2 separate regions of the Homo sapiens genome follow, and region 2 is linked to region 1. A link is a contact called in ENCODE Hi-C or POLR2A ChIA-PET data. All regions are on one chromosome and are shown on one strand. Each heading gives the region's core, a stretch centred on a gene start or an enhancer-like site at or near the end of the contact. The rest is flanking DNA. Distances are from core to core; before and after follow the strand shown. Region 1 overlaps LINC00578 (long intergenic non-protein coding RNA 578). Region 2 overlaps LINC02015 (long intergenic non-protein coding RNA 2015).

What was found. Hi-C counts contacts between places; a loop is a spot of excess contacts on that map. ChIA-PET counts read pairs that join two places held with the same protein, here RNA polymerase II (POLR2A). Pooled maps may share reads with other maps.
Region 2: a map of IMR-90 shows a loop between it and region 1 (2.4-fold over the local background). The contact joins two enhancer-like sites. A Hi-C loop is called at or near these places in 2 of 168 maps with a recorded cell type or tissue (IMR-90 and prostate gland) and 5 of 50 pooled maps. POLR2A ChIA-PET finds 5 or more read pairs at or near these places in 1 of 52 experiments (MCF 10A).

Annotation. Positions count from the first base shown.
Region 1 is chr3:177,475,467-177,480,763 of GRCh38, forward strand. All of the region lies in intron 1 of LINC00578 (long intergenic non-protein coding RNA 578), which reads left to right. Among named protein-coding and RNA genes, the nearest start is that of LINC00578, 36 kb to the left of the region's middle. Within about 2 kb of position 3,210, at least 15 of the 41 ENCODE cell types and tissues checked have a DNase peak (open chromatin) inside an H3K27ac peak, as active enhancers do.
Region 2 is chr3:177,828,338-177,833,634 of GRCh38, forward strand. All of the region lies in intron 1 of LINC02015 (long intergenic non-protein coding RNA 2015), which reads left to right. Among named protein-coding and RNA genes, the nearest start is that of LINC02015, 14 kb to the left of the region's middle. Within about 2 kb of position 2,319, at least 5 of the 41 ENCODE cell types and tissues checked have a DNase peak (open chromatin) inside an H3K27ac peak, as active enhancers do.

The DNA of each region.
Region 1 (5,297 bases), core at 1,960-4,459:
ACGCTGACTCCGGGGAGCAGGCAGAGGAACAGAGGGGTCTGAGCACATCACACAGGCATATTTGGTTAGCTGTGCAAACAAGATGGATGACAGTGTCCTCTGTTTCTATTAAGCTTCAAAACTTATTTGGGAGATATGGATTTGGGAGCTGCACTGAGGCAGAAACAGAAGAGAGAGAAATGAAGAAATATTAACAATAATCCAGACATCCTTACTCTGAGGCATAGTTGAAGGGAATCAGTGTGGCCCAGGAAGGGTAATAGCACCAGGGATAACCACCAAATATCTTGTTCATTGGCCAAAAAAACGACGACGACGACAACAACAATGACAACAAAACACAACCCAAGATGTGTTGAAAAATAGAGTGGCTAAACCCAATTATTGCATTACTGTGTTTTCTGGCGAGATGGCAATAAAGAGTTGTGTGACCTCTATACATGGTCATCTTTTACAGAGTGATTTAGTTGTTTTTTTTTTTTTTTTTTGAGATGGAGTCTTGCTCCATTACCCAGGCTGGAGTGCAGTGGTGCAATCTCAGCTTACTGTAGCCTCTGCCTCCCAAGTTCAAGTGATTCTCCTGTCTCAGCCTCCCGAGTAGCTGGGATTACAGGCATGCGCCACCACACCAGGCTAATTTTGTATTTTTAGTAGAGATGGGGTTTCTCCATGTTGACCAGGCTGGTCTCGAACTCCTGACCTCAGGTAATCCACCTGCCTCGGCCTCCCAAAGTGCTGGGATTACAGGCGTGAGCCACCGTGCCTGGCCCAGAGTAATTTAGTTCTGTTATCATGTTAACTCCCAACAGCCCCCAAATTTAGGAAATGATTTTAACAATACTGTGATTTTTCTAGTAATAGCTCTGTGCAAAGCATTTTAAGAGGGAAATTGTCTTTAATCCTTATAGCAGTGCCATGGAATAGATAGTATCACCTCCTTTGTACTGAGGAGAACACAGAGCAGGGTGGTTCAGCCATGTTCCCGAGGCTGACTGCTTAACAAACAGCAGAGCAAGGGGCTCAGATCCTGCTCTGTTTGACTCCAAAACCTATGCTCATGGCTGAATGCTACTTCAGTCTTCACTCAGTAATTCTTTCTGAGAGGGTAAATCAACATCGTTGAGGATTAAAAACATGACTTCTATTGACGCGATTGCCAACTCTTGACAGACCATTAAGAGGAGCAGGGAAAAATATGTCGCTGAATATGAAGTTTGAAGTTTATTACGTTAGTTATCATTCAAATAGGTTTTGGAAATCACTTATCTAATTAGCTACGATGATTATTCGTCAGTTGTTTCTATGGATACTACTCATCTTATTACTCAAAATAGACACTCATTTATGTGCTTATTTCTGCACAGTCTAGTCATCAGCATCTGATAGTTCTGACACAGGAGGGAATCCTGTTTTTTTTTTTTTTGTTTTTTGTTTTTTTTTTTAGTGGGCCGTTTACTGGCTACACTGAGTCCTATCTTGTAAATACTCGTAATGCACTTCCTCAGGCTTTGAAGTAAGTGAATAAGCGCAGCCCTCATGGATTTCATAGCTCGAGAACAGTGTTTCTTAAACTTGGCTACACATTGGAATCACCTGGGGGTGATTGTCCACTCACAGAAATTCAGAATCTCTCCAGGGTAAGACCCAAATATCATTGATCTTAAAATCTTCCAGGTGTCTCCAATGGACATCTAAGTTTGAGCACACTGGCTCTTAGGGTAAACAGGTGCAAACATTCCTAAGCAAACATTCACAAAATTCTCTCTCCTCACAGGCATGCTAGAACATGAAACTGATTGGGTTGGACATTAGACTCACTGGGTAGTGGGGCGGGGAGGTGGGCTTATAGACAGACTGATGCCTGGCCCCCACCCTCGTCAGATTTTTAATTAAATGGTCCCTGGAGAAGGCTGTGCTTAGCGATCAGTATTTTTAAAAAGCCCCTTAGGCCACTCATATAAACAGCCTGGTTTTGAACCACTGAGTCACACCTACTAATCTCGAGAGAAGGCCCAAGGCTCAAGAGAATTATGTTTCCGTTGCATTAATTTCCAGTAAGGCCTGATGCTTTTCTTTTTTTTTGTTTGTTTTTGTTTTTGTTTTTGTGACAGAGTCTCGCTCTGCCACCCAGGCTGGAGTGCAGTGGCGCAATTTTGGCTCACTGCAACCTCCACCTCCCGGGTTCAAGCGATTCTCCTGCCTCAGCCTCCTGAGTAGCTGGGATTACAGGCATGGGCCACCATGCCTGGCTAATTTATGTATTTTTAGTAGAGATGGGGTTTCATTATGTTGGCCAGGCTGGTCTCGAACTCCTGACCTCCAGCGATCTGCCCACCTCGGCCTCCTAAAGTGCTGAGATTACAAGCTTGAGCCACCATGCCAGCCAGCCTGATGCTTTTCAGCAGACATCTTCCTGGTTCTGAAACGAAGAGATGAAGAGTGAAAAATTCAATTTAAATAAGATTTTCCAGCAGTGTAGGGTTGGGGTGGAGCTCTAAAACCATCTTGCCAGCCTGAGTTATTGAATACCAATGTCAGGAATAATTGAAGCAGCAGCACAAGGGGTATCTGTGAGGGGCGGAAAGGTCTAGTTTAGTTGATCTATTTGACCTTGTTTGCTAGATGTGAAGTCTTCTTTTCCTCGCAGAAATGAAGAGTTTAAAACAACAACAAATCAATGACCATATCACATTGTATTGGAATATTGAAAATACTCAGGCTGCTTGATAATGTAAAACAGCCATACTTATATTAATTATTCAATAATAGGCAGCTATCTATATTTTGAACTTTTTCCTATTGTTTCAGCTAGGAGCAATTCTGCTTCTCACACGTGTAGCTTGCTTGTCTGTTTCTTTTCCCTCTTTAGACTGTAATAGTGCTGAGTTCACCATGGCCCCTTCATCATAATGAGAAAGAACTTTTCTAATGACTCAGAGATTTCTAAATTAAACCTAAAATGTTTATTACAAAGATGCTGGACACACATTATGCATCGCTGTTGCAATACAGTAATATAATTCAGATAGAAATTATCTTTGCAAATGGCAATCAATTTTTGCTACTACTTTTTGCATTCTTGACAATCTAGTCACTGGGCTGTGGAAAAGTGCTTTTACTTGATTATTTACACTGTTGATAATCACTGTGGTTTTTGGCAGAGCTAAGGCATTATTTCACAGACCTGCATTGCAATAGGGAACGGGTGTAACTTCAAAATACTGCCAAAGTTCCTGTGGCTTTAGCCGACACCAAGGAATGTACAAACTCAAGCACAATTCTTAGGAGACTTCATTCTTTTACAGTGGTTTGCCACAGGGCAGTCCACATGCAGGGACAAGTTAAACAAATATGGTCCCTGGAGAAAGTGGGCTCCCCTGTAGCCCAAGAAGTCTACTGCTGTGGAGGTCTTCAGGAACTATCTGCATCTCCCACTTAATGCCCAGGACACATATCCTCCCACTTAGAACTTTGGGTTTAAAAGGGAGGAAACATATTTTAAAGTATTAGATAATTCAAAAACCGGCCAGGCACAGTGACTCACGCCTGTAATCCCAGCACTTTGGGAGGCCGAGGTGGGTGGATCACCTGAGGTCAGGAGTTCGATACCAGCTTGGCCAACATGGTGAAGCCCTGACTCTACTAAAAACACAAAAATTAGCTGGGCCTGGTGGCAGGTGCTGGGAGGCTGAGACAGGAGAATTGGTTGAGCCCAGGAGATGGAGGTTGGTTGCAGTGAGCCGAGATGGCACCACTGCACTCCAGCATGGGTGACAGAGACTCCATCTCAAAACAAAACAAAACAAGACAAACGAAAAAACAAAAAACAAAAAACAACCCCGTGGTGCCACTGCACTATTTTCAAAGGGAAAAAGAGCCACCGCTCCAGGCTGAATGTTTTCTTATAGATCATATGCTGATAAAGAAATGAACACAGACCTGTAATGTGGCAGATAACCTTTTGCAAGCGACTGCAAAAGAATAAAGAAAGATAGAAGCAGCGGAAAGAGCTATATTAAATGACTGCCTTATCACTCTTAGACAACTCCTACCTTTGATTTTTAAAAAATTTAAACATTTCAAACAAATCGTTATGCCATAGTGGGATGCTCTTGGGAAACACAAAAACAACAACAACAACGACAACAACAAAAAGAAAAAACAGACTCTGACTAGTCCAAAAACATCTCAGCAGGCAATCTAAGGACTAGAACTGATTTAATTTCTTTCAAAAAACTCTCCTCTATCATAACAAAGGTGTCAGTTATAAAGGGGAACATCTGTTTTGCTAGACCCTAAACTAAAACCTCTGATTCTTTTCACATCAGTCATTGAACAGCTGTCAGATATATGAACAAGTTTTAGACACCTGAGAATTATGACTTTGAACACGTGACCTAGAGATCCTCTGCCCCTGTTATCACTTCCTTGGGCCACCCGCCATGGCAGACTACACAGTCATTATAGAAAATGCCATCACCCAGTTTTGTTTGAGACTACACCAGCATGTGTTCAGCATTTTGAGTATTTTTCTGATTTAAGTAGCACTTATTCCTGATTGCTTTTGGTCTTGTCCCTGTCCTATTTTGTGATACTACTATCTGCCAGCCACTAAAGTCAGAAATTGTAATTATCTTTAATTTACTAACCCTGGCTGATCTTTGGCCATTGTGGCTGGTGAATTCTTCTTTTCTTCTTGTGCGTTACCATTACCTGAATTCAGGCTGGCATTATTACATTATCATCCTCTTTGAATAGCTAAGGGGCATTTTGGCTCCTTTAACTCGCCACCCATTCTTCCCTTTACTGCCAGATTTTCATCTTAAATCAGAGATCAAATAATCTCATTGCTATGTTCAAGTTTTTCCATGGTTCCCCACTTGTCTTCAAATTCCTTATCATGTTATTCCTCACTACTCATGTTAGTAGTACTAACACTACTCATGTTAGTAGTAGTCTTCTAACACTACTCCACCTGGCTCTGCTGCTCCACTGAAGACCCTTGATTATAATCTCAGCTCCAGCTCTGCCTGGTGATTTTTCCTTACTAACAGCGTATGTAGAATCCTTCCATGTTTGTGTTAATACACAGTTGCTCCCGCTTAGGACTCCATTCTCCTCTTTCTCCTGCCATCATAATACACACCTCTTAGAAGGCTCATATCTAATGTCACCACAGAGAAGTCTTTTCTGCCTCAAGAAATGGAATACTTCGGCCGGGTGCAGTGGCTCACTCCTGTAATTCCAGCACTTTGGGAGGCTGAGGCGGGCAGATCACGAGGGCAAAAGATCGAGAC
Region 2 (5,297 bases), core at 1,069-3,568, 350 kb after region 1:
TAGCCACTAGCTAACTTGGAAGTGTGTAGTAATAAGGCCAGATGACTAAATGGAAAGCAAAAGTTATCTTTTAAGCATGAGCAAAATTATGAACAATCTATAGAGTGATTAAAGTTGTGATTCAGTAATAACAATTTAAAGAAATTTATCAATAGCAAATGTAAAAATAATTTAAATCAAGAATTAGTTTCAATCAAGAAAATTTCAGATTTTATTTTATTATTCATTTATATTTGTTATATCTGTGGATCTGTTTTATTTATGTTCATGAGGACCTGTTTGGTCTGAAAGTAATTTAAGATAGCTTACAAAGAAGCATATTATATATAGTAAAATGATATTAAATTTAAATTAATAGGAAAAGTTAGATAAATGGAAAACAAAGGTAGAAAAGAAGGAGATGGTGTTTTGAATATGAAATTGTATCTTGAATCCCCCATGCTTGCTACAAGTGGTAATGAGAGTGGTAATATAATTCAAGAAGATGATTGTGTAAAACAAACTGGTTGCTTAGGCAGAGGACATCCATTATTGATACTGTGATAAGAGTAATTTCTGCCATGTTGCTCAGTTTCAGTATTCACCAGAATCTTAAGCATTAAACTTGAATATTAAACCAGGAACTTGGAATATGGTCTTTAATAAATTCATGCAGTAATTGTTTATTGAAATAGTTTCTGACCCACAGAAATTATTGTGTTAGGTGCTACAGAGAAGAGAGACATGTCTCAAACTATCCCTGCTCTTGAATAATATGCATTAAAGAAAGAATATAAGTAATACATTAATAAACTACATTCATCAGGAGGCTGAAGCCAGAGGATCACGTGACGCTAGCAGTTCAAGACCAGCCTGGGCAATACAGTGAGACCCTCTCTCAAGCAACAACAGAAATTAGCTGGGCATGGTGGTGCGCAGCTGCAGTCCTAGCTTCCTGGGAGGCTGAGGCAGGAGGACTGCTTGAGCTCAGGAGTTTGAGGCTTCAGTGACCTATATGATCTGTTACTCCAGCCTGGGTGACAGAGAGAGACACTATCTTTAAAAAAATTAATAGAGGCTGGGTGCGGTGGCTTGTGCCTGTAATCCTAACACTTTGGGAGGCCAAGGTGGGCGGATCACTTGAGATCGGGAGTTTGAGACCAGCCTGGCCAACATGGTGAAACTCTGTCACTTCTAAACATACAAAAATTAGCTGGGCAAGGTGGCATACGCCTGTAATCCCAGCTACTTGGGAGGCTGAGGCAGGAGAATTGGTTCAATGTGGGAGGTGGAGGTTGCAGTGAGCCGAGATCACGCCACCTCATTCCAGCCTGGGCAACATTGAGCGAGACTCCATCTCAAAACAAACAAACAAACAAACAAACAAAGTTCAAAGTAGATAGTGATGATGAGAGGTACACGTGTGGTGTTAAAAGTAGCTCCCCATTTATATCTTACCGCATTCTGTGGACCACCCCACAGAAGATATTGTAACAAATAAAATCTTTATACTTTCTAACATATTAACTCTTTTAATTTCTTAATGGTGGCTTTTAAATACTTAATGATTCTTTTATGTGGATTTCAAAAGCCAGACAGTGCAGTATCCATGCATAGCCACCCAGGACTACTAAAGGTCATAGTGGAGAAGACTTGTCATAAATATTATAATCCCATGGATAATTCTGTCCTTTAACTCTGTATGCAACTTAGATCATAAACTTGCAAAGTGGATGCCAAGCCTCATATTAGTTCTTCATCTCAATTTGTCAAAAATTGATTTCACCAAGTTCAGAGAGAGAGAAAATAAAGCACAAATGCACTGTTTTCCTAGAGGGCATGTGCATATTTTCTATACATTCGTTCAACATTATTAAACATTTATTATATTATGGGAATGGTACTGAGCATGGAATTATAACAAAAGTAAATTTTTTAAAATTTTCCTCAAGGAAAATAATTTATTGTTTAGGTGGAGAGACAGATATATAAACGAATAGTTATAGCAATGAGAGAAGTACAGATAGACATTTGTAAGAAGGGAAAAGGCAAGCTCTGCCTAGCAGGATAGAGAAAAGGCCACATTGAACTGGCGTTTGAATTTCCTCTTGAAAGATGTGCATTTTGCCAAGTGGAGATTGTACAATAGGAATGATATTCATCCTGGTTAGGAAATGTTCTTGGAGCACCTCCCAGCCTTTCGGTCTAATATTTCCTGAGTACCTCTCAAGGATTCAGTGTGGGATTAGGTGATGTGGTAATTATAAAGAAATAGAAGCCTTGTTACTCGTCTTCAGAATGTTTACTCATAAGGGGTAGTAAATTTCCCTCCCCACACTTTCAACAGTGATTAAGAGGTCATGACTGTCAGTCCTAAATTGTGTGTCACGTCATAAATTCTGTAGATTAGAGAGCATGATCATGTAATTCACAGCAACCAGGGCAAGCCTCACAGATGGGGTAAGGCCTAATCTGTTCCTTGGAAACTGGGATGAGGTTTGGATGTGGGAGAGAGAATGCTTTAACAGTCAAGCCACAAACCTGTATTGAGGGCCTACCATGTGTCAGGCTCATGAATAAAGAAGCAGCATGGGAGTGGGGAAAAAACTGGGATTGAGGTTACATGTGTTTGTGGAAAAACCTGGCTGGACTAGTGAGTTTGAGGTGAGGGATGGCGGGCAATAAGTATAGAGTGAAACGAGTTTGGGCAAGAAAACTGCAGCTAGATTAAAAGGTGCTCTGAAGGACAGGCAGTGGCTTTTGGGTTTGGCATTTATGAAAATGGGGAGTCACCAAAGGTTTTTGAGTATGGGAGAGAGCTGCTGAAAGAAGTACACAAATAAAAGTAACCTTCTTTAGGGAAGTTACATTGGAACAGCTGGAAGGGCTTGTAGAGATCCCTTTACTCACTACCCCATCTGAATATCCTTCAGATGGCCATCATTTGACTGAAAAGGCAATGAAGGCCCACAGAGGTTATAGGATTTGCTTAAGACAAATAGAGTAATCTTGTCTCCATTTCAGGCTCCTTCTTTTGATCTTAACAGTGTGTGTGTTCTAGGCTGGGTGGATGGACAGTAAAGGGAGTAGGAGCATCGAGGTCCAGGACCAGCCAGGCTGAATGAGAGGGCAAACAGGAAGCAGCCGTGACCCAGATTATGTTACAGCCATAGAATGAGCATATTAGAACTCGTAGAAGACCTAAATGCCATCCAGCCTTATCCTATTGCTTTGCAGAGAGGGACAGTTGAGGGCCCAGAGGGAAAGTGACTCACACAACAGAGCGATCTAATGACCTGACTTTAAGTCCAGCTATTTTCCCTGTGTCCACCTCCCTTCCTCCTTCAGATTCTATGGTTGTGTGGATGGGCTCTATTTTCTGTCCCCAGCTAGTTACCTGTTCATGCACTACACCCCTTGGATCCTCTGTTAAAGAGAGACTTAGTAATTGGGATACCTGCGCTGCCGATGGATTTGCCACATCTATTCTGTTCTCAGGTTGTATGTTGTTTGTGTGTGTGTGCTTGTGTGTGTGCATGTGTGTGTGTGTGTGTGAGAGAGATGTGCTACAAAAAGAAAGCTAAGGGAGGCATGCAGAAGACTGCACCAGAATGAGTTTGTACCTTTATCCAAAAAAGCCACAGTTTCCTTCATTCTTTCTCCTCCCTAGAAGGAGACCAGTTCTTATAGCTGCAGAGAAGGGTAGGGAATGACAGTAGGAAAGGGGCATTGCTAGAGTCAGAGGCACAGGTGGCATGAGAAGTGCAGACCAGTCAGAAACAAGGCCCATCACACTCTTACCCTCAGCCCTGTGCTCTGGGATCCTCTCTGTGATCCTGATCGTGATCGTGTAAGGGTAAGAAGTTGGGAGGAAGGAACCTCAGCAACATCTCCTCTCTTGCCCTACTGAACTCTGGAAGCCACGTTGTTTTCCAGGAGAGGTGGAGGAGGTCAGGGCCTAGCTAATATCTGGTGCTGCTGGAGAAGATGCTTTCCAAATGGACAGTTAAGAAGAGTGACGAAGGTATTTAAGAAATTTAGCCACAAAAGCACTTGTAAATAGTGTTAAAAGGCAGTGGGAAAGAGATATTTAGATTTGGTAATTTAAAAAAGTCAATGCACACCTATATGAATAAAGTTTTGAGTAGCCTCTCCCCTGCCCCTAAGAATTCGGACATTTATTTAACTGTGGCCCGAATAGTGAATGGAGATGTACATTTTAGCCTTCAGGGATCAACAAATGAGTCCTTAAAGAAACAACAGGCCTCTAAATAACTAAGGGAAGATCAATATAAAATTATTCCTGAGTATAAATAATAAAATATAGTTGAAAAATTAAATTACCTTATCAGAACTTTGGTTGTTCTAGCAAATATTTTTTGCACAGTATAAAATTCCAGAATGCACACTTAAGGCCGTTCAGCTATTTACATGCTAATATACATTTATTATTAATGTGCACATTGAAATATTTTTTTCTCATTTAAGGTATATGTATATGTTTATAATAGAGTGAATATCCCTGAACTCCATTCACACAACGTACAGTATTTTTTCATTCATTTAAACTAAGATTTATCTATATAGTTTATATTTTATATTTGGGGAAAGCTAAGTAGCAGAAATTTTATAACATAGACAATGATATTCACATATTCAGATCTACAACTCAGCCCTCACTGCTTTACACATGTAATTAGGTTGTTTCCATGGTAATGATCTAATTATGGGCTTCTCCTTGGCCTTGTGTAATCACATTTGCTGCGTTTTGGCAGAGATGTTTTCCTTATTTTGTTGAACTGCAACACTTGACAAGATGTTCTCTCTTAAGATGAATAATGATTTTTCTTGGGAGACAAAAACAAAAAACGAAATAACACCATCAAAGTTGATTTGAGAGGGATTATAGGTATTTGACAAATCATGCCAGTAATAAAATATCTATTACCCTTGAAAGCATACTCTATTTTTATCTTTGTGTGTGTTATTACTGATGGAAATCATAGGAGGTTCTCATTTTAAAAAACCATGTGTGCTATTTAAATATATGATTTTCATGGGGCCCAGAGGCTTGAAGGAAAAGAGATGTTAGGCCAGAGAAGAGAAAGCTCCTGAGAGCTTTGTAGAAAGAGAACTGGAGACTGTATTCAGTGAGAATATTATATTGCAATTGACAAAGCTATTCATGAAAAGATATTTGGTTATGGTTGCCATGGCAGTAGGAAACACCTGAAAAAAATCAATTAAGACTTATCTTGGCAGGGATTCAAATGCAATCCTTTATGCACGTGCAGAAGAAGACAGGAGATGTAAATACT